Linked DNA regions of Homo sapiens: regions 2 and 3 are each linked to region 1. Evidence: read pairs that join two places in POLR2A ChIA-PET (ENCODE). Cell type or tissue: CD4-positive, alpha-beta T cell. All regions are shown on one strand.

Evidence for each region. Peaks named below come from ENCODE experiments on the same cell type or tissue, not always from the same donor. Only the 100,000 strongest peaks of a DNase experiment are listed, where the experiment ranks them.
Region 2: POLR2A ChIA-PET joins it to region 1 with 22 read pairs; 13 of 35 experiments call an interaction of 5 or more read pairs at or near these places.
Region 3: POLR2A ChIA-PET joins it to region 1 with 14 read pairs; 14 of 35 experiments call an interaction of 5 or more read pairs at or near these places.

Annotation. Positions count from the first base shown.
Region 1 is chr2:234,368,671-234,376,670 of GRCh38, reverse strand. No RefSeq gene overlaps it. Among named protein-coding and RNA genes, the nearest start is that of LINC01891, 82 kb to the left of the region's middle. RefSeq lists an enhancer at 7,935-8,000. In CD4-positive, alpha-beta T cell, no CTCF peak of the experiment used is centred here; DNase peaks (open chromatin) are centred at 3,400 and 7,740; H3K4me3 peaks cover 329 bases; H3K27ac peaks cover 1,284 bases.
Region 2 is chr2:234,450,738-234,458,737 of GRCh38, reverse strand. LINC01891 (long intergenic non-protein coding RNA 1891) reads left to right here and starts at 4,143. Exons shown (of 3, transcript NR_146988.1): 1 at 4,143-4,253. It also overlaps the pseudogene HSPE1P9. In CD4-positive, alpha-beta T cell, no CTCF peak of the experiment used is centred here; DNase peaks (open chromatin) are centred at 4,097, 5,317, 6,327 and 7,737; H3K4me3 peaks cover 4,109 bases; H3K27ac peaks cover 4,702 bases.
Region 3 is chr2:234,304,730-234,312,729 of GRCh38, reverse strand. No RefSeq gene overlaps it. Among named protein-coding and RNA genes, the nearest start is that of LINC01891, 150 kb to the left of the region's middle. RefSeq lists an enhancer at 3,548-3,687. In CD4-positive, alpha-beta T cell, no CTCF peak of the experiment used is centred here; a DNase peak (open chromatin) is centred at 3,729; H3K27ac peaks cover 1,540 bases.

The sequences.
Region 1 (8,000 bases):
AGGGTCATCTCTGCCTGCTGGGAACTTTTCATGTAGAAGGATCTCCCAGACACCATCTCTCTCCTTCCCTGTGTCTCTTTCTTTCTTATTTCATTCCCATTTAAAGTTTTTATGATCTTTTGCCTAATATTTATTTTTATTAACTTCCTTTTCATTTTCCTTGTTTGCTCTCAAGGGTGTCTCTGAAGAAGACAGAGGACTTGAGTCTGCCTGTTGTCCTCAGCACAGACACACCCCGTCCTGACTGTGCAAGAGTAGAACGGGCTGTTGGTGTTTTATCACCGGAAATTTACTGATACAATTTTCTGATCTTCAGAAAATTTGGGAAAAATAAAAAATCAAGCTAGATGCAAATGCAGAAGAATAAAGGGAAGAAGGGAGGTGTTAGGCAGAAGTCCAGAGCTTCATCCTACCAATAATTTCAGAAGGAAAGTGCTATGATTTGAATGTTGGTGTCCCTCCAAAATTCATGTTGAGCCTGAACCCCCAATGCAACAGCATTAAGAGGTGAGACCTTTAGGAGGTGATTAGGTCAGGAGGGTTCCGCCTTCAGAAATGGAATTCATGACCTTATAAAAAGGCTTGGGTGCATCTGTTTGGCCCTTCTGCCATGAGAGGACACGTAGAAGGCCCCATCTATGATGCAGAGACCTCCCACCAGACACCCGATCTGCTGGTGCAGTGATCTTGGACTTCTCAGCCTCCAGAAGTATAAGAAATAAATTCCTGCTGTTTATAAATTATCCATTCTCGGGTATGTTGTTGTAACAGCACTAATGGACTAGGACAGAAGGGTGGACCCAGGTTCCTCTTGCTGCCTTCTGCTCAGGCCGAGTCCCCCCCAGCACGGCTGGGCTGCTGCACCTGGGTCTCACCTATCACCAAAGAGAAGCTGGGCAGGGCCTCAGGGAACTTCCAGAAACGTGAGGAGAGCATTCCTTCCTTGTTCACCTCTCCTGGGGACTTCATGATGATGTATATTCTGCTGAAACTGATCACAGATCTGGTATGATTCTATTCATTTTGTTTCACCATGAATCATAGTACTTGAAACACAGAAAGTAACATAGGGTCATCCTGTTCAATCCTTCTCTTTTTGTACCCCCTGCTCCACTCTCCCCACACTAAGGAAGAGAATAAAAAATAAAATGATGGACCCATCTATGTATGGCAGAATTTTAGTTCCTCTTCTATTCTTGCCAGCCTCTCTTCATATTCCTGAGTTCACAGGCACAAGTAACTGAACCAGCACTTGGCAAATTGTGGAGACAATTAGCCATTTGTTACTTGTTTTAATGAGCCAAGTGGATAATTGTTTCTGGCTAGAGCCACTGGGGATACAATCAGTCCTCTGCGTTCCTAATTTCTGGGTTAAATCTATGCTAGCGGAGTGGTCCTATCTGAAAAAAGACTGGAATGTTGCTCTTAGGATTGATAAAATGTTCTATCCTACTGCAAAAATCATCTCGTTACACCAGACCTGAGATTTACAGTTCACTCCTCACTCCCTTTAGGCGATGACAAAGGTGTTTCTTATAAGTTCCTGCAGGATGGTTGAGAGAGAGCAGAGGACAAGGGAACCATTCTCTTCTGCATTTCCAGGGGAGAGGACAAAGCCACAGGCATCTGCATGTGCCTGCAGCCATCTGCATGGCCATCTCTGCCCTTCTCTTGGGAGATCACAGTTTTGCTTATGTACAACCACTCTGAGCTCTCACTAAACTCATCTTTTCTATCTCAGCATTGAGGCACTGCGGGCGGCTCTCATGGGAAGTCCCTGATGAGCTCTATCAGAAAGGCAGCCTGCCTCTCCAGCCTCACCCATCAGGCCTGCTCTGAAAGCAGCTCCTCTCTTGCCAAGGCGAAGGCTTGGATTTACACCAGCTGTTGTGCACTCCGATTAAGACTGTCGTTGAATCAAACCCTTGAAAGCAGCCCTGATGCCCATGGTGTAGATTGAGTTTTCGTTCATGGGTCTCTCTGTGTGGAGTCTGTAGCTAACACAGATTTAGATATGGCAGTGAGCTCAACTGGAAAGAAGTCCTAATCGCAAGCACATTGGTACTTCTGGATAAGTTTTGGCAAAAGTTATACATTTTTTTGAAGGGTTTGAGGAAGAATAAAGATACACGAAGGCCTTTGTTAAGTAGCTGGATTATTCAATTATGCACAAAAATGGAGAAAAGACTTGGTACGAGTAATTTCAAATGACTGAACTATAATAAAAGTTGGCATTGGAGGATGGAGGACCCATTCTTGAGCGTGTGCGTGTGTGTATGTGTGTGCACGTGTGCAGCAAGGCGGGGGTTGCAGGGGTACGGAAACCTGCCTCATTTGCTGGTGCAACTAACCCTGCTCTTGTGACGTCATCTTTCCCCGCCCCTCCTCTGTAACCTGAAAGTTGTAGGAAAAGAATTGTTCACCACATTGTTTGTGTATGATTAGTTATTCAGCTGTACAAACTTTTTTCTAGTGTATTCACCTCCTAGAAATAGTGGAATTAAGAGAAAAAGACAACTAACTTATTGGAGACTCCTACTACCTACCGGGTGCATCACCTCCATGCCTCATTTAAGTCTCAAGGAGACCCTGGATGTAGGTGTTAATATTCTGTTTTTAAAGATGTGAAATCTGAGGATCAGAGAGGTTAAGTTATTTGCGTAAGATCACACAGCTAGTAGTAGTAGATACAAGAATTGAATAGAGGCAGTTAGTTGCCAAATGCACAGCTCCGTCTACTCTAAAACTGTAACCTAGATGTCAGGGGGACGTTGTCAGTCTTCCACCATTCCTGCAAGTTCCCAGGGGGCTCCTCCTCGTGGTCTCTTCTGTCCTAAATGCTTCTGAGTCTGTGTGAGCTGCCTCTGTTCCATCCCTTAGACACAATGATAAAAAAGCCCAGGCACCTCACCAGTTACATAAGGTATCTACTCACACCAAGCGTTTTGTGGGGCTAGGAACTTGACTAACAGAAGGTTTAGGGGTGAGATCACGAGCTGCAGTGACTTCCTCCTCTCTCCCCCTCCCATTCTGTTCCTTCCCCAGCTCACCCAGTGGGCTCCTGCTTTCGGAACTTTTGTAGAAAGTAAAGCAACCACACTCCATGACCTCTCTCCACGCACGCTAGAGCTGGGAGCACGCCATGGATGAAACACACGGTGAGATGCAGCTCAGGCTTCTCTCCGGGGGCTTCCAAGCAGCCCCACAGAGTTGTTCCAAAATGGAGTCACTCATACTTAAATTCCATGTCACCAAACTGAAACGACGTTGTTTATCTGACATTTGAGAAATCAGAAGGGAGATCCAGTTGTAAGCTATGTGGTAAGAAAGTCCCTCTGCTTCAATCCTTGTGAGGAAGGCAGCCTGAGGTGACCTGATGCCACCCCACCTCTGGTTTGTCTTATGCTATTTCCTTGTTCCTGCTCAAGCTGCCTTACAAAAACCAACTCTTCTGCCCACGGGGCAAAGCACCTTTTCTGTTTCATAGCTGGGTACATCATGACTCATGAATCAAAAACAAAATGGCAACAAGTTTAAAGATCGAATTGGCAAAGGCCAACTTTTTTTTTTTTAATTTGTTTTTGACAGAGTAAAAATCACCTTGTCCTTGAAGAAAAGCATCAAATGAGCCATTTTGTCTAAACTGCCAAATCCGATCTCAACTACACCACTATGGCAATAAGGCACTGATCAAATTTTCCTTTCTGGACATGGCCAGTTCTAACCAGAGGGGAAGGTTCATCATTTAGGGGAGAAAAATGATACAGTATTTGGGACACAATTATACTAAAAAAAAATTATTTGTTGTTTACTTGAAATTTAAATTTAACTGGATGCCCTATATTTTATCTGGCAACCCTAAGAAGGAGGCATAAGAAAGGGATTATGGCCGAGTGTGGTGGCTCATGCCTGTAATTCTAGCATTTTGGGAGGCTGAGGCAAGAGGACTGCTTGAGGCCAGGAGTTTGAGGCTACAGTGAGTCATGATTGCACCACTGCACTCCAACCTGGGTGACAGAGTGAGATCCTGTCTCAAAAAAATAAAAAAGGAAGCTTAATTTCATGGAGCTAATTTTCATGCAGGATATGCTTAGAGATTCAGAACTTGATCGTGTTTCCAATGCACAACTGTTTTGGGAGAGAAATAGTTTCTTAAATCCTTTGAGTTCATTTTCCATGAATTAACCAAGTATTGAAAACTTGGGTGAAGAGTGTTGTGTTAATTGGAAACATTGCTATCACAATCTCCAAGTATGGTTTTTAAGTAAGCCTGGGAAATTGCAGTTTGAAAATGCCATTAGCATCAATCAAAATGAAACACGAGCGTGACACCCAGGAAATGCCCTGGGAGGGCAGAGGGGAGAGAAAGAGGGAAAAAAAAAAAAAAAAAGGCAAACTTTTCTGCCTAGAAGCTCTCTGCAGCTTCGGGCATGCCACAGAGGAGGCTTTCTTGCCTCTCCACCTGCAGGAGCCTCACCTGAGAAGACAGAGAGCAGCTGCATCAGCTCCCGATATGAAAAAGTGAAAACAAACAAGCCCTGGGAAAATAGACATCATATAAATGTTTAATGTGGCTGCATTAACTACATAAAGGCATGCTCATGCTTTGTAGACAAAATAGTTAAAGTCTAATGCATGGCAGTGATCAGCAAATTATTAAATTGTGCAAGTGCTGATGCTCCCGTTTCCAATTTCCTAATGTTCCTGATGCCATTACAGGTAAATGGTGCCGGCCCCATGTGCACAGAGGGATCTTCACTTGCTTTCTTTTTTTTTTTTTTTGGTTTCCAAAGCTAATGGTTTTTCCCATTAGCCTTATAAAAGTAATGCATGTTCATGTTTTAAAAACTTCACAAAAGCTAGCTTGAAAAATATAATCCATAATCCCCCCTGCTCCCCAGTACTCACTTCTAATTCCAGATGTATTTCTTTTCTGTCTTTTTTTCTTTTTTAGGCACAGTTTTGCTCTGTCGCCCAGGCTAGAGTGCAGTGGCATGATCTTGGCTCACTGCAATCTCTGCCGCCAGGGTTCAAGCAATTCTCCTGCCTCAGCCTCCCAAGTAGCTGGAATTATAGGCACCCACCACCACGCCTGGCTAATTTTTGTATTTTTAGTAGAGACAGGGTTTCACCTTGTTGGCCAGGCTGATCTTGAACTCCTGACCTCAGGTGATTCACCCACCTCGGCCTCCCAAGGTGCTAGGATTATAGGCGTGAGACACACTGCACCTGGCCCTTTTCTGTCTTTTTAAAAAATGTCATTTTGTATAGAGCATACACTACTGTGTTCTGAGGTTTTTTTTTTTTTTTTTTTTACATTACCAAGAATTCCTTTTTAACATAATTTTAAATAGCAGCAGCATACTGGAAATAAATTAAAGGTATGATTAGCAGAAAAATGTATAACAAATGATCCTAAATATTAGCTAGAAGTGAGCCACAAATGCACCAGCTCTCTGCTAGCTGAAGCCAAGACATCCACACCACTAGTTTACAGGATTCATAATGTTTGTAAAATAAAACACAATATGCACTTCAGGGCCATGTTTTTCAGATATTGACACCCAAGGGGGAATTTTCTCCATGAACCCTTCTTGGGAGGATCCATTTATTCTACAAATAAGCCTGCATATGAGAGATAAGAAGGACACTGATGGGATTCAAGGCACACTACCTCAAAGTACAGCATGTTAGCACATTGAGTATTTTAAGCCAAAGAACTATAGGCCTGGTGAGATGGCTCACGCCTATAATCCCAGCACTTTGGGAGGCAGAGGTGGGAGGGTCCCTTGAGGCCAGGAATTTGAGACCAGACTGGGCAACATAGCAAAACCTCGTCTCAACCAAAAGTTAAAAAAAAAAATGACCCGGGTATAGTGGCATGCACCTGTGGTCCCAGCTGCTTGGGAGGCTGAGGCAGGAGGATCACTTGAGCCCAGGAGTTCGAGGCTGCAGTGAGCCATGATTGCACCACTGCACTCCAGCCTGGGCAACAGAGTGAAACCCTGTCTCTTAAAAAAAAAATATATTGAGGTGTGGCAAGTGCAAGAAGAGCGCTCTGACCTTCCCCTGCACTCTGACCTTCCCCTGCACTCTGACCTTCCCCTGAAGCAGGCCACAAGACCCTCATGTGAGAGGTGCCCCTCTTCTGAAGACACAGGGGCACGGAGAGGAATTGAACACACAGGACTTGCTAAATTTCCCTCAGTTTACTCATCCCCTTTAACCTACCACATCCTTCCATGGCTTTCTCATCTTTTATCAAACAGCATAAAAACACACAGGTTTAACTGTTTCTTCTGGTCTTCATGTCATTTGAGGGCTCTGTGTCATGTAAAACTTATTAAATAAATTTGTTGGCTTTTTTTTTGAGACAGAGTCTCACTGTGACACCTAGCCTGGAATGCAGTGGCACGATCTTGGCTCACTGCAAACTCCACCTCCTGGGTTCAAGCTTTCCAAGTAGCTGAGACTACAGGCACAAGTCACCATGCCCAGCTCATTTTTGTATTTTTAGTAGATACGGGGTTTCACCATGTTGGCCAGGCTGGTCTCAAACTCCTGACCTCAGGTGATCCGCCTGCCTTGGCCTCCCAAAGTGCAGGGATTACAGGCATGAGCCACCACGCCCGGCTGACTTTGCTCTTATTAATCTGCATTTGGTTACAGGGGACCCAGCCAATGAACCTAAGGTGGGTAGAAGGGGAAGATGTGTTTTCTTCTTACAACACGTTCATCCAACTTTCATTCTCATAGCACACCCATTGTCAGCTGCAGGTAGCAGGTCATAAGCTCTTAAAGGGGTGGCCTTTTCTACAGATTCCAGAAGATACAAGAAAATCAGCATCATTTTTCTTAGGTTTTTTGTAAATACGTAGTATCATTCTCTACCCCTACTATTGTGATTCTAGCTTTAATGCCTAAAAAAACCCAAAAAATCAAATAATCACAAGCTCATATTATGTACAAATTTGAAAATATAAATGTGTTCATAATAGTATTGTTTATCATGGCAGAAATATAAAGTAAAAATCACCTAAGTGTTCAGCAGTAAGAGAGTTGGCTAAGTAAATTATGGAACATGCGTACAATCCTTTTGGTATGTGAAAAATTATTCAGCCACAAAAAGCAACTATGATGAAGAAAATCTATTGATGTTAATTTTAAAAAAAGAAAAAGCTGGATACCAAAGTTTACGTAACAGCGATTCTTAGATTTTACATGAAAAGGGATTGGAGCAAAATTAAAAAATAATGATAGCCAAGATGACGAGGGAGTGGGCGCCTTTCTTCCTCTGTTTTCTTAAATTTGGGGTTGTCTAAGTTGCTTTCCTTGTTGCAAGTAATCCTATTTGTTGTTGTTGGTTGGTTGGTTTATTCTCTCTGGTTACTTGTTGGTTGTCAAGTCAATGAATGAAACTTCCAGTTCCCTTAAAAGCACTGCAGCCTTCTCATGCATCCACTTCAAGCAGGCTACAAACCTGACTCAGATGTGAGGAGCTGATTGTGCCAGTTGCAAAGCACTGTTTGTTCCTGAGCAAATGATTTAGGACAGTTATTATTACTCAGAAAGTTTATTTGCACAGACCTCACTGTTGCAGCTCATAAAAACGGGCTCTTGATAATACTACATGGAAAAAGAACAAGCACAAACAGGGCAGAATTGGAAATGAGCTCTGGCCCCTGCTGGCCCAGCAAGGAGGAGGGAGGGTGGGGCCTCCCAGCCACAGGTCCCTTCATGCAGTGACTCAGAGGTGCCCTAACTAACAAAGATCTTTCCTGCCTCTTCTACTGGCTGAAAAGCATGTTGGCACCTTGCAGTGGGGCAACAGAGAATTAGAAGAAGCTGGGAAGGGTGAGGATCTTAGAAGGAGACACTAATTTGAACATAGGTCCTGGAAAGTAGAAAGTTAACCATCTAATTTAATGGATCCAAAAATGGTGCTAAGCTTGAACTGGATTTGAGGTTGTGTTTTTGTACCAGCATGTCATTCTGGTCTT
Region 2 (8,000 bases), 82 kb before region 1:
CTTAGAGCCTCACATGAGACTGTGGTCAAGCTGTTGGCCAGGGTTGCAGCCATCTCAAGGCTCAAGTGGAGCTGAGGAACCTGATTCCAAGCTCGTTCATGTGGTTTGGCAAAATCCAGTTCCTCGTGAGCAGTTGGACTGAGGGCACAGCTCCTGCTCATGTCATGTAGGCCTCACCACAGGGCTGATCACAACATGGCAGCTAACTTTCCCCAGCATGAGTGATTTGAGTGTTGGGGACCGGCGGGGGGAAGGAGAGAGAGGGGAGAGGGAGAAGAAAGAGAGCAAGCAGCCAAGATGGAAGCCATAGCCTTTTTATAACCTAACCTTAGAAGTGACCTCCCATTACTTCTGCTGCATTATATATGTTAGAAGCAAGTCCACACTCAAGGAGAGATTGTACACAGGCATGAATATCAAGGGGCTGACCGCACTGGGGAGCCTGCTATAAGACCACCTGCAACGATATTTAAACTTGACCACATGCTCAGCAATTTCTCTCCTTGCATTACTTCCTAGTATATGAATCAATAATCCTTCCAATCAAGGTCTGTGAATGGAAAATATTCTGCCTTTGTCATAATATTTTTTTTTTTTTGAGACAGAGTCTCTCTCTGTCACCCAGGCTAGAGTGCAGTGGCGCGATCTCGGCTCACTGCAACCTCTGCCTCCCAAGTTCAAGCGATTCTCCTGCCTCAGCCTCCCAAGTAGCTGGGACTACTGGTGTGCACCACCACGCCCGACTAATTTTTGTATTTTAGGTAGAGATGGGGTTTCACCATGGTGGCCAGGCTAGTCTTGAACTCTTGACCTCAAGCGATCCCCCTGCCTTGGCCTCCCAAAGTGCTGGGATTACAGGCATGAGCCACTGTGTCCAGCCATGTAATAAAACATTTTAGTTTGTCCTTACTCTTGAATGATAATGTATCTGAATGCATTTGACAGCTCTTCCTTGGCCCTTCGAGTTTCTAATTCCATTTCTCTTTGGTTTCTATTATCATTAAAGATAAATCTGCTGTTATCCATTGTTTTGGCTTCTGTGGTAGTTTTTAAAGGGTTTAAAGGCGGTTTTAAAGGTTTTTCTCTTTGTTATTATTGCTCAGCAGTTTCATGGTGATTCATTTAGGCATTTGTTTATTTTCATGTGTCCTGTTCAGGACTCTCTGATTGTCCAATTTGAGTAGGGTTGCCAGACAAATTATAGGCAGCTGAGTTAAATTTGAATTAGGTAATTATGACTCAAATATTGCATAGAACATACTTGTGTTAAAAATTATTTTGTGCTTATCTAAAATTCAAATGTGACTGGAAATTCTATATTTTTATTTGCTGAATTTGATGACTTGAAATTTGATGATTCTTGTCTTTTGTCTAATCTGGAAAATTCTCAGTTATATGTTCTTCAAATATTGCCTTGCTTGAAACCTCTGTTTCCTCCTTCTGAATTTTTATTGAATATATGTTTGTATTAGTTTTCTGGAACTGCCATAACAGAGTACCACAAACTGATTTGCTTATAGCAACAGACAGTTACTTCTCTCATTTTTGAAGGCTGAACGTCTAAACTCAAGGTGTCTGCAGGATCATGCTGCCTCTGAATCTCTAAGGAAGAATCCGAGCTTTTGGTGGTTGCCAGTGTGGGAGACCAAAATATGCTACCCCAAAATATACTTTTTTGGCATATATCGAGATAGCTATTCAGAGAAGCTGCAGACACAGAAATAGCTCTAAAAAGCTGTCCTTTTGTAAAAGAAATTTACATCTATCTACATCAGTAAACCAAATGGCAGATGCAAGCCGAAGCTTTCTCTGAGGCCTTCTTATCAGCCTAAAGACAGGTCTAGGAAAGATCATATTAGCAACCCAGACAGAGTCCAGAGATTGAAAGAGAGTGTCCCCTTTTTTTTTCAGGGCTGCCACCTGAGAGACAACCTGCCTAACAAGACAACCTTTCATTTACAATATATTAAATATTTCCTCTCCTCACCTTCCATAACCTGTTGCCAACTGCCCCCTGCCAGAAGCCCCAAGCCCCCATTTCTTTCTGTAGCTTAAAATGCTACCTAAGCTTCAACCACCTGGCCCTTCTTTGAGTCTCATATTTTGTGGAACCCCTTTGCTTTATGCATGTAATAAATTTGTGTGCCTTTTCTCCTGTTAATCTGTCTACTGTAATGTTTATTTCAGAGACTCAAATCATCACACCTTCAGAGAGTGGAAGGAGAGTTCCCTTGACCCCTATACCAGCAGTCCTTGGCATTTCTTGGCTTGCAGCTGTATTGCTCCCCTCTCTGCCTCTGTCATCACATGGCTTTCTGTTCCATATTTCTGTGTTTCTGCGTTTCTATGTGTGTCTTCACATGGCCTCCTTAGAAGGACACCAGTCATTTAGATGGGGATCCACCCCAATCCAGTATGACCTCATCTTTGCTTGATTACATCTGCAAAGACCCTGTGTGCAAAGGCCAATTTCGAGGTCCCAGGTGGACATAAATTTTGAAGGAACATTATTCAACCTCGTAAAATGTTCGACACTCTCATAAGTGGGAGTTGAACAATGAGAACACATGAACACAGAGAGGGGAACATCACACCCCGGGGCCTGTCGGGGGGTGGGGGGCAAAGGGTGGGAGAGCATTAGGACAAATACCTAATGCATGTGGGGCTTAAAACCTAGATGACAGGTTGATAGGCACAGCAAACCACAATGGCACATGTATACCTATGTAACAAACCTGCACATTCTGCACAGGTATCCTAGAACCTAAAGTAAAATTTTTTTAAAAAAAAGTTCAACATTTCACTGTTTTTTTCTTTTTGTTTTGTTTTTTTTTAATAAGAGCTTTTATGGAACCAAAAAACCAAAGGAGGATGTCATTATAAATTAAGAATAGAGGGATCTCTCCTTGTGGTGCTGCACGAGAGCGGAGTATGAGTCTGCGGTTGAGGAAGTCATGGCAGGACAAGCATTTAGAAAGTTTCTTCTACTCTTTGACAGAGTATTTGTTGAAAGGATTGCCACCACAACTGTAACCAAAGGAGGCATTATGCTTCCAGAAAAATCTCAAGGAAAAGTATTGCAAGCAAAAGGAGTAGCTGTTGGATCAGGTTCTAAAGGAAAGGGTGGAGAGATTCAACCAGTTAGCATGAGAGTTGGAGATAAATTTCTTCTCCTAGAATATGGAGGCACCAGAGTAGTTCTAGATGACAAGGATTATTTCTTATTTAGAGACGGTGACATTCTGACTGGGCACTGTGGCTCACGCCTGTCATCCCAGCACTTTGGGAGGCCAAGGTGGGCGGATCACCTGAAGTCAAGAGTTTGAGCCCAGCCTGGCCAACATGGTGAAACCCCATCTTTACTAAAAATACAAAAATTAGCCGGGCGTGGTGGTGTGTGCCTATAACCCCACTACCCGGGAGGCTGAGACAGGAGAATGGCTTGAACCCAGGAGACGGAGGTTACAGTGAGCCAAGATCATGCCATTGCACTCCAGCCTGGGCGACAGAGTGAGACTCTTTCTCAAAATAATAAATACATAAAAAAGAGATGGTGCATTCTTGGGAAGTATGTAGACTGAAATAAGTTACTATTGAAATGACATCAACTTGAAGCTGCCCATTCCACTGAAGTTCTGAAATCTTTCATCATGTAAATAATTTCCAGATCTGTCTTTTTTAATAAACTAATGATAACTAATGACAAAAAGTAGAGAGCGTAGCTAAATCTATTCAGTCCATCCTCAATTCAAACTATCCCTCGTGCTTCTAGTTGTTCCTTTTGTCAATCTGTCCTGTTTTCATTACGTGTTGTTCTTCCTTACATTTTCTATTTCTTCTTTGAAATCGCTTTCATAACTTCAAACATACTTATTTTTTAATCTTTTAAGATAATTTTGTTACCTCAATATCTTGAATTGCTACAGGGGTATTATCAACCCAGGGCCAATTCATATGTTACAAGCTTAACTTAGAGTTTCCTGCCCCACGCAAGTAATTTAAATTCAGACTTTTTTTTTTTTTTCTTTTCTGAGACCTGGGTAGCAGCACGTCGATGGGTTGGTTTTGTTTCCTCTTCATTGAAGGTGGTGAGTTTCAAAGATATCAGCTTTATATAAAGCTCTCCGTTCCAACCCTACCCCAAACTTCCTCTCCTGTCTTCATGTGGATGCTAACTTAAAACTCTTATTTCTGGGTCAGATAACTCCCTGCTCTCAGCCCTGATGACTACACCTTTGACACACACTATATTGGTATGGCTTTTAATTTTCTCTTTGTTTCTAGCATTTGAGAATCTCTGTCTTTGTTAATTCAACTATGTATTTTTAAATAAACTTCATATTTTAGCTAACACTTGTAGATATTTGTAGCTGGGGAAAACTAACTTTAGTTGATTCTACTGAGTAGACAGGACTGGAAATCCATTCTCTGGGGTTTGTTAAAACCAAAGTAACTGGCTCTCCTGGATGCTAGCTCACTGTCCAAGTTGAATTTAGTGTCAATCATCCAGAAAATGTCCCGTTTTTCATGTGCGAAGTCTGCTTATAGTTAATAGACCAGCTTAGGTTCTTCATTTAGTTCAGTGAACTCTTCAAAATGTGGTTTCAATATTGAAATAAATGCATATCATTCTAATTTTACTCTTTTCTCTCTCTGCTAGGAAACTGGAGGGAGTAAATCCTACAGACAATAGACAAATGTTTGAAATACTTAGAACATGGTTTGTTTTTCTTTTTGTTTTTGTTCTGAAATGGAGTATTGCTCTGTTGCCCAGGCTGGAGTGCAGTGGTACGATCTTGGGTCGCCACAACCTCCACCTCCCAGGTTTCAGCAATTCTCCTGCCTCAGCCTCCCGAGTAGCTGGGACTACAGACACGTGCCACCATGCCTGGCTAATTTTTTGTATTTTTAGTAGAGACAGAGTTTCACTGTGTTGGCCAAGACAGTCTTGATCTTTTGACCTCATGATCTTCCCATCTTGGCCTCCCAAAGTGCTGGGATTACAGGCATGAGCCACTGTGCCCGGCCAGTTGTTTTAATTCTAGGTTCTGGATACATGGGAAGTGGAGGAAATGCTGGACAAGAAGGCACAGTTAGATGGTAGACCCACCTCTGTCAATAACCAGGCCCAGTTTTAACTCATTGTTTTTCAATTGTAAAATAAGAGTGTTGGACAAAATACCTTATAGGCTCCTTCTAGCTCTTAGGTGATTTATAAAGGTTTGGGGTGAGGGTAAACTGGGCGGTTAAAGTCTGTGTAATCTGAAAGCCATGCAGGGGCTCTGACGGGCTTACCCCTGTCCCTGCAGCCAAGTCCTGACGTGCTACTTTCCCAGGGCTTGGTTCTTGCCTGTTTCTCTTGAGGCTGCCTTGGCATTCACCCACGCTCTTGGTTGTTATTTTTTACTCTCTGCCCCTGTGAAAATACACCTGCTCTCGTGGCTTCACTGGCCACTTTCTCAATCCTGGCTGTCTTCTTTATGTTCTTGTTCCCTGTATCCTATGGGTCTGTTTCTTTCTGACTACTCACCATGAGGGCAAGAGATTCCAAATATCTACAAAATTCCTCACATTCCTGAAGAAACCCTCCCAGTCTTTCCCTAGTGTCCTGTCTCTGAGGATACCACCTTGCTTGGTGAGAACTTTCATAGATCTAGCCTCTTCATTTACCAACTCCTACCAAGCCACTTTTCTTGTGAAATGTCCCATATGCACATTTTGTGCATTCAATAAATAGCTTTTGAGTTAGGCCAGGCACTGTATTGGACATGGATTAAACATAAAATAAAGAAAGCAGATCTCGGCCAGACACAATGGCACATGCCTGTAATCCTAGCAGGTGTATCACCTAAGGTCAGGAGTTCCAGACCAGCCTGGTCAACATGGTGAAACCCAGCCTCTACTAAAAATACAAAAAAATTAGCCAGGCATGGTGGTGGGTGACTGTAGTCTCAGCTACTCGGGAGGATGAGGCAGGAGAATTGCTTGAAACCCAGAAGGCAGGGGTTGCAGTGAGCCAAGATCGTGCCACTGCACTCCAGCCTGGGCGACAGAGCAAGACTCCGTCTCAAAAAGAAAAAAAAAAAAAAGAAAACAAATCTCTGTCTTCATGAAGGTTGAGGTAGAAAAGGAGCAGGCAAACAAGCTTATCATGGCTCACGATAAGAAAAAAAAAACAGGTGTGGTAGTGAGTAACAGGGCTGGTTATTTTTGGTCAGTTACTTAAGGGGTCTCTGCAGAGAGCTGAGGTCTAAGAGGTAAGAAGAGAGTTCCAGTTACAGGTGCATCAATAAAGCCTACACACACACACACACTCTCTCTCTCTCTCTCTCTCACACACACACACAAAGATATTTGCTGATTCATGAATTGAAATAAGCAGCAGTTGACATTGAGTCTACAGCCAAAAAAAGAAAAAAAAGTAACAGTAAGACTTTGCAACTAGCTTTGCCAAAGGTAGAGAACATTCTGATTCTAGGTGATGGATCAGACCTGGTTCTAGGAGTAGAAAAATTCTTCAAGAAGAATAAGAGCGATTGATCCATTATGGGGGATTAAATGCCCTCTTGGGAACATTAAGCACTATATGTCGTGATTTTATAATCATCCCCCAAGCTTCCATCTGTAGTTCAACCTTTGAGTGAGCTCCAGCTGAAGGGTGGTTCAGTTCTCAGGCAAATACTATGAATCATAAGAGATAAGTTCACCCTCATCCTGGTGCAAATAGTTTTCTTATGAGTTAGGATTTGAGGAGCTAGCTTTCTCAGGGCCTGCTTATCCTTGTATTTTGGGTTTGATTTGTAAATCCTGAGATTATATTTTTCAAGCGATCCCTTTGGAATGAACACTTGGGTCCCCTGGAAGCTGAAAAGCATAGCACAAAACTCAACATCACTTAACAGGCTGTTTGGTTCTCAATCCCCACCTTCACTCTCCTCCCAGTTGTGTTTACCTGAAGAACAACAGAGCCCAGGAGGAGGCGGCAGCCAAAGACCTTTCTTCCAGGATTTTTATCAGGTCCCAGAAATGTTCTAGAAACCAAGGACACCCAAATCCATGCAAGGAAGCCAATTATGCTCAAGGAAAACCAGAACAAGACAGGGACCCTGCTCTACAGGCCATTAGCAGGTCACAGCAAATATCAAGACAATAGCATGAAGTGATTCAAGAATTTCAACTGGCCTTCCCTGCAAGCCCTTAACAGGGAAACCCAATATAGGGACCACCAGAGCTCTGCCCTCTTGCTGTTGACTGCACCATGTAAGAGCTAATTAGATTCTGCTTCCTCTGTGGTTGGTGTTATCTGTAAAGAATGAGCAGAACATTGGCGCTAGTGCCATTCAATCCATTATGAGTTCCACAGTTTGGCCATGAACAATGGTGGCTGAAATGGCATGCAGATGCAAAAAGCTAGGACCTGGAGGCCGAGGCAGCCCTGTGAGACTGGGTGCTGCTGGGCCATCCCTAAGAAAGGCCATGTGGAGAACCTTTCTGAGGAAAGAAAAGCTAGAAATCCGAAGGCCATTAGGTGCCCAAGTCTTAGATAATGTGAAGGCATGAACATGGGGTTGCAGATGATGGCGCCATCAAAGTAAACTAGTCAGCCTCTTGGGTGGCGTAGTGAAGCTTTAAGACATCATGCAGCCAACAGCAGGTGCCTGAGTGCAGTGTTTACAGGAAGAAAATCCATTCACCTATTTTATTCAGACTCCAAAGACGAGTCTATGTAATTAAGAGACTGAGAATTACACTAGGGACCTCCTATAGACATGTTTGTGAGAGGCTGCCCAAAGCCAATTAGCATAATAAATCAGACGTGCAGGAACAGTGAGCTCACATGTGTACATGTTTGTCAAAGAGGATCATGGTGGTCTTTCATCTTTCAATCCTATTCAGATCTTGGGCAAGTAAAAAGTCAACTAGAATTTTTTTTCTTAAATATACGTGTACATATGCATTAGAAAGGTAAAAATAAATCCTATAAAATGTACTTTTTATTC
Region 3 (8,000 bases), 64 kb after region 1:
CGAAAAGAAAAAAAAGAAAGAAAAAGAAAATCAGAAATTAAAAAGATAAGGATACTAAACTACATGAGACCAGGCATGACAATACACCCACAAACTATAAACTATCAATAAGAAGATATTTTTTCTTGCCCATGTATTAAATAAAAATTGTTGTTGCAAGTAAAAACTTGGATACATTTATAACAATGTAAAAAATTACAAAACAAAAATCAAACCATAAAATATAAAACTTAAGCATTACTTTCTTCTCAAATCCCTGACCCGGGGAGAAGGGAGGAGATCAGGATTAAGGAGGAGAGCATTGAGGGAGTCTGCAGGTTTTTTTGTCTGAGTACTCCTAATTTTTCTACATAATTTATAACCAGAAAATTTTCAACTATTTATTTTTAAAGACAAAAAACATATAGGGAATAAAGGAGAATTGATAAATAAACCCCAAAGCTGGCTATCTGAGAGTTGGTCAGAGATATCTTGGTAAAGCTCATTGAGAAAAATTATACATGAAAATCAGAAATTAGGCTGCGTGCATGATCCCAGCACATTGGGAGGCCGAGGCAGGCAGATCACCTGAGGTCAGGAGTTCAAGACCACCCTGGCCAACATGGCGAAATCCTGTCTCTACTAAAACTACAAAAATTAGCCTGGAGAAGGGAGGGGATCAGAAAAATGCCACAAGTCATTTTTGCTATGAAGTCTCCGAACTCTAGCTAGGTTTAATGGTGCAACATCTGCATATTTGTATTTGTCTGTTTTCTTGCTGCTGATAAAGACATACCTGAGACTGGGCAATTTACAAAAGAAAGAGGTTTAATTGGACTTATAGTTCCGCATGGCTGGGGAGGCCTCACAATCATGGCAGAAGATTTCACTGGGAAATTCATTAAAGCTTTCGAGGAAAAGAGACTTTCCATATTTTATAAACTCTTCCAGATAACAAAGAAAATTATAATATCATTTTTAATGTAAATAATCTATTTTTTTAATATCAGCAACTTTGGCAAAGACAGCATGTTATTAATAAAATTGCAGACATCCTAAATAAAACACTTGAAAATAAATTCATAGATATGTTACAATATTTCAGTATGTCATTGAAGGCTTATTCCAAGAAGACAGAGTAATATTAATATAATGGTAGGAAATCTATTAATGCATACTTTAAAATACAAAATAAAAAAAAATAGATGCTGAAGAAGTATTTAATAAAGCTTAACTATCATTGTTATTTTTAAAAACCCTCTTAACTAGATATTATAGGATGACATCTTATACCAACGAGACAATATTATACTTTAAGAGAGAAAAGTTGAAAGCGGCTGGGCATGGTGGCTCTTGCCTGTAATCCCAGCACTTTAGGAGGCTGAGGCGGGTGGATCACCTAAGGTCGGGAGTTCGAGACCAGCCTGACCAACATGTAGAAACCCCGTCTCTACTAAAAATACAAAATTAGCTGGGTGTGGTGGTGTGTACCTGTAATCCCAGCTACTTGGGAGGCTGAGGCAGGAGAATTGCTTGAACCCAGGAGGCAGAGGTTGCAGTGAGCCAAGGTCACACCATTGCACTCCAGCCTGGGCAACAAGAGTGAAACTCCATCTCAAAAAGAAAGAAAGAAAAGAAAAGTTGAAAGCATTTCCAATAAATTCCGAAATACCTGCCATTTCCTATTGTCTAATGTAGCTCTAAAAGTTCGGGGCAATGAAATAAGTCCAGAAACAGCAATACAAGGTATAACTTTTTAAGTCAAGAAGACAAAATGATCTATATTTGCCTGTGATATGATATTTAATTTGTGACTCTAGGAAACTTTAATTACAAATTAAAAACTATTAAGACTAATAGAAGAACCCATTAAAAAGAGACGAGGTTTAAGTTAATGAACACAAATCAATGGTTATAAAACAGCCTAAATCGAGTTCCTCAAGGCAGGTGGCTGATCAACATGGACTAGAAAGGGCTCCTTGCTGGGCCTTCACAAAGGAGAGTGATGGTCAGAGGCTGGAAGACTGATGTTGCTGCTTCACAGTAGATATGGGCCAAGACATTATAAACTGTCATATTCTGAAAGTGTTGTGTGTTCCGAAGCCTTCTCTCTGTTGATGATTACTGTTACCCTCTGTTGGTGTCTCCATAGAGATTATTGCTTAAAAAAAAATAAGAAAGCCGACCTGCGGGTTAGTCTTAAGAAGGTGTGTCACTTGCTTCCTAGAGTCCCAGCCCCAGAGGAGTGGTTGGTGCAGCGCCATCTGGACCATGCAGCCACCACAGCGAGTTGGGGGTGACAATTTGAGTCTAAGGGAGTGATCCTGGGAGCTCAGCAGGAGAAAAGCCCAGGAGTTGTTCCTGGATATATTGCTTGCAAATCTCCAGGCAAGCTCAGCTGTTTCAGCGGATGAGTGTTTCCTGACGTGTGGGCACCTGCTGCTGGTTCTGTCCCCTTTCTCCAGTGTCCTTTAGAGTGTGCCTGGGGATAGAAGCAGTGTTATTTCTCCCTTGGCTTCAAGCAGGAAAAATATTCTCATACAGTGTTGTCTGAAAGAGTGATTTTCAAAATTGTGGGTCATGACTCGATAGAGGATAGAGAATCTGTGTAGTGGATTTTGAGAAACTTTTTAAAAAATACAACTAATGGAAGAGAAGATAAAATGCCGAAGGACTTCACACGCAGTAAGGGCATGCGCTGTTTTGTGGCATTTCGGTTTCCTGGTTTGGGAAGAAGAAGCAGATGGTCTACACCACTGGAAGGCACAACTCCATAGACAAGGGGTTCCTGGACAAAAAGTTGATAGTAGCACCAGAAAGGTAGAAGCAGAAAGCAAACACATCCCACACACCTGGAGGCACCGAGGCAAGAGCTGTTCAGGTCATGGCCTTGGTGTAATCCTTGCCTTCTCTTTTCTCTCATGCTCTACATGTAAACCATATACAAAATTTGTCAGCTTGACCTGCACTCTATATCCAGATTCCAATCACTTCTCACCATTTACTCTGCAAAGTGGCAGCTGGAATATTTATATGGTTTGGCTGTGTCCCCACCCAAATCTCATCTTGACTGTAACTCCCACAATTCCCATAAGGGGAGGTGATCGAACTATGGGGGTGGGGGGCGGTCTTTCCTGAGCTGTTCTCATGATGGTGAATGAGTCTCATGAGATCTGATGGTTTTAAAAATGGGAGTTTCCCTGCACAAATTCTCTTTCTTTGCCTGCTGCCATCCACGTAAGACGTGACTTGCTTTTCCTTGCCTTCCGCCATGATTGTGAGGCCTCCCCACCCATGTGGAACTATAAGTCCAATTAAACCTCTTTCTTTTGTAAATTGCTCACTCTCAGGTATATCTTTATCAGCAGCATGAAAACAGACTAATACAAATATGCAGATGTTGCACCATTAAACCTAGCTAGAGTTTGGAGACTTCATAGCAAGGACGACTTGTGGCATTTTTCTGGTTATTTGCCATTAAATTGTGAGCCAGTGAACTGAAAGGCAGCACACTTAAAAGAGTCATTTTATCCACTGTTCTCTTTCATTTAACTGACGATCTCCTCTTTCTCCCTGTGATGCTGTAAACCCCATGTCTTTTGTGAAACTGGCTCTGTAATCAGACCATGGCCCATCCAGCCTTGAAGCTCTCTCCTGCTTACAGATGGGGTTTTGACATTATGCCTTTGGGTTTTGTGGCACAGAGATTTCCACTTCTTCCTCATGAGCCCAAGCAAGCGTGAGCTGTCTCAGCTACTTGGAGATTGACGTCAATCTTTCCGCATGAGCCAGGGGAAGCTGCCTCATTTGTTTGCCCTGTGGCTTCTCTACTTTTCAAAAAAGGGAAATCAGTTCTTCTCTGAGTCATGTTATATTTTTTGTGACCGATAGTAAACCTCTGAGAAATATCTCTAGACGTTACACAGTTCAAATCAGTCACTTATAAAATTAAGCATTATGCTCTCTCTCCTTCTGAAAAGTCCAGACAAAGAGCATCAGATTTCAGAGAAGAATCTGCTCTTCAGAACAAGGGCTAACCTTGCATGTGCAGTTGTCAGGTAAAGATAGATCAGCCCTACTCACATGGCTGTAACCATCCACAATTTGGTTTCTCTGTGCAAGTTCCTCTGGTTAAGAAGCCTGGGATACCCAGGGAGATGCTGGGTGATGGGCTTGCACACAGTATCGTTGGCGGCTTCCTAAGATGTCAGGCTGAGCATATCCATGTTTCGATTTTGGTGTCAGCCATCAGTTGCTTTTAGGCTTACAGCAATTCTCTATTTTATGAACTCAAACAAAATTACAGAAGGAAAGCTGTCAATTACTTTTCTTTACTTTCTGAATTAGAGTGTCCATCCCTAGTCCTCCACCAGACACCACTGTAGGCAAACAAAGCATCTTACAAATGATGCATCATCAAGATGCACAGGGAATTTTTTTTTTTTAAGAACTACAGGAAAAAAATCAGTCACATGTTTAGCATTTTCCCTGGAACAAATTTATTTTGCTGTTACAGTGGTCGGTGGCCTGCGGTGTCTGTCCTTGGTATTTGGACAAGGAGATGCCTGCTCAGTGACTAAGCTGGGGTTCTCCACATCAGCAAGGCCCTCACTCAGGATTGGCCATGGATATGGACCGACCCCACTGCACCTTTAGAGTCCAACAGCTTTCCTTCGCAAGATGGCCCACTGGAGGTGAAGGTGGATTCTGTTGCCCTGGATCCCAGGAAGTTAACTTGTTCCTATGTGAGTCAAACCTTGGGTCTGATCTCAATTGTTTCCAACCATAAGCAATTGGTCTAGTGTTCGATGCAGGGCATGCTCAGAGCTGTCTGGTTATTTGTCCACACCTTGCTTGGCACATGTGTTATTTTGGAGAAAACTTCCTTTCTGCCTGAGAAGCAGGCAATGAAAGGGAGCCTCCACTGGTAGACAAGACTCTCATTCTCAGGCTTTGCTAACCTCCAAGGCAGAGTTTGTGCCTTGTTTCTCTGAACCCGAATGGCACCTATTGAGTTCCTTTTTTATAGCACCCGTTAAGTTCCTCTCAAGTTCTCTAACTCTAACCCTAACTCTAGTAGCATATATCACTTACCTTATTGTAACTGTTGCTTCCTCATTACATTGTAAGTTACTTGCAGGTGGATATTTAGTGTTAATTCATGTTGGTATCCCCAAGCTTAACATAGTAGCCACTTGTATCAGTTACCTCTTGCTGTGTAACAAATTATCCCAAACTCAGTACCTTAAGACAATGAGCACTTATTATTGTGGCTTATGTGTCAGTGGATCAGCTGAGGGTTGGCTGCTGAGCTGTACTGAACTTGACTGACCTCAGCTGGGTTCATTCGTGCATTTGGGGGATCATCTGGGGTCACTGCTCTAGCCTGGGCTTGGCTGGTAGAATTTAGCTGAGGCAGCTCTGCCCCACACAGCTCTCATCCTCCTCACAGGACCAGTGACCTAGTCTGGGCATGTCCTTCTCATGGCCATGGCAGAAGATCAAAACAGAAAAAAAAAAAAAAAAAAAAAAAAAAAAAAAAGCATTAAGGTCTCTCGAGACCTAGGTTCAAAACTAGTAGTGCTCGGTCACTGTTATCTCATTCTATTAGACGAAGCAAGTCTCACGATCAAGGCCACCCCCAAGGTGGGAAAACAGACTCTGCCTCTTTGGGGTAGCAGGTACTGTATAGTCCACATGGCAATGGATGAGCCCATTAACTTAATTGGGCACACTCCTTGACTCATACCATTAGCAAGTTCAGGCTCAGCTTGGCGCCAGTTCTTTTCTCAGTCAGAGGGGATTCAGCTGGGTGCAACGACTCACACCTGTAATGCCAGCTACTCAGAAGGCTGAGGTGGGAGGATCACTTAAGGCCAGGAGTTCAAGACCAGCCTGGGCAATGTAGTGAGACCCTGTCTCTAAAAAAGAAGGGGAGGGATTAAAGGATTCCTTCTTTGGTGCAAACCCAGCATTGATCCAAGCTTGCTTCGTGGAAGCCGTCTAGTTAATATCTGGCACCCAGCCTAGGAGGTGATTTGAAATGGGTAGGAGGGGCTCATAATATCCGGGGATGAGACTCCTGTCCTGAAACCACTCCTGCAAGCTAGGACTTGCTGAGTCCTGAGAAATAGCACTGCTGCTCCCTGCCTGGAACTTTACACATGCCCTGCTCTGAGATTCCTCTTTGTTACGCTCCTACCACCATCCAAATCACCTGCCATTCCTTGTTGGACATTTGTTACCAAAGGCTAAGCATGAAGGTCTTGTCTACCAGTGGAAGCCCCTTTCCTTGCCTGCACCTGAGTCTTTTGCCTGCTTTCATGGAAGTGTCAAGTGTGAGGTCTTGAAATTCAGGCTTTGAATGTCCAGTTTTCAGTAGTCTGTTCTGCTGTATGATAAGCAGCCAAACAGAAACAAAACAAGAATAAACTTTGCTTTTTAAAAACTGCTTTCCTAAGTTTCTTTTTGTCATATTAAGAGCCTAATGTGATGAGAGAACTTTCCACTGAGAAGACCAAACAGTAACAGATAATGTAGGTTACTTCCCTGAAATCAACCACCAAGCAAGTAGACGAGTCCTGACCAAAACCTTGGTCACCTGATGACCAGCTTAGATTCTTTTTCCTGTCCTCTGGCTCTTCTCGTGGTTAGTAAAATTCCTAACAGCGACTGACTGAGGCAGGAACATCATAGTAAGGAATGCACCATGTGTTAATGAGTGCATTTAGGAATCCTGCTGGCCCCTATCCTTTTCACATCCACATGTCTGTCCTGACTGCATGAGGCATCAGAGAGATTGTAAAAGGCGGATCACCCATGCCCTTAGAAATTGCCTATGGCAGTGGTTCTCAAAGAGTGTCCCCAGGGCATCCACATCAGCATCACCTGTTTACCTGGCCTCCACCCCACAGCTACCAAATCAGAAATTCTGGGGATAGTGTGCCCAACAGTCTATGTTTTCACAAGCCCTCCAGGGGATACTAAGGAATGTTCAAGTTTGAGAACCACTGATCTAGAGATCTAAACCATCACCAGCCTAGCAGTGATGGCTTTGGTGGTATATGGGGTGTCTGAAACAAAGTTTTCCTTAAATGCACCAAGAAACCCTTCCCATCTCTACCAGTATTGTAGTCAGACACAAGAATGCAGCATGGATTTAAGAAATTTGGAGGGTTTTTGTTGTTGCTTTAATTTGGTGGGCACAGGTTGGAAACTGTGTAGAGGGATATGGAAACACTGCAAGGATTGCCCCTCTGAGTAATGGGACAAGATAATCAAAATCAAAACCCTTTTGTGTTTTGTGACATTCCTAGTATTTCCTAGCTCTCTCTAGTTCTTTCCTAAGTGTAGGTTCTTATCTTGGTCCCTTTTAGCAATTATTCTCAGTTGTATTATTTCTGGCACAGAATATGTCTAATCCCAAAACAGAGCACATCAGTTATGCAATATTTAATGCTAAGTGACACTGGTTCATCCCATGTGTGGCACTGGGGAAGGGAGGGACTCGCCATTGTGTCGAACATGCCTGCTGGGGAGCAGGAATGTGAAGCTGATTCAGCAGAGGCAGGGCAAATACTGTTTACCCTTTCCTTAAAGAATCAGCCTGGGTCGCCTTCCAGGCAGGCCACCATGTGCTTACCTCTATGGTAGGAGTTGTCACCGAGTGTTAACAAGATAATAAGCCTTCTGAATGCCTGTTTAGCTCCCATCTGCCCTGACTCCTTGAGCAGAGGGTTCATGATTCATGCCTTTGTATTCCAGCCCCGAAGGTTTTTTGTTTGTTTTGTTTTTTTTTTTTTTTTACATTTCAGAGGATTACACAATTACATTTTCTTACTTTCTGACCTGCAAATAGATACCTTAAATGGAATTTTAAAAAAATTATCAAATTAGGTATATCCAAAATGCAACAATTACGCATATAACAATTAATTCACAAAGTGCAATTTTACTGGGACATATCCTAAGAATTGAGGAACAGCCAGTCGGGAGAAATCTGACCAAATTTAGCAATCAAC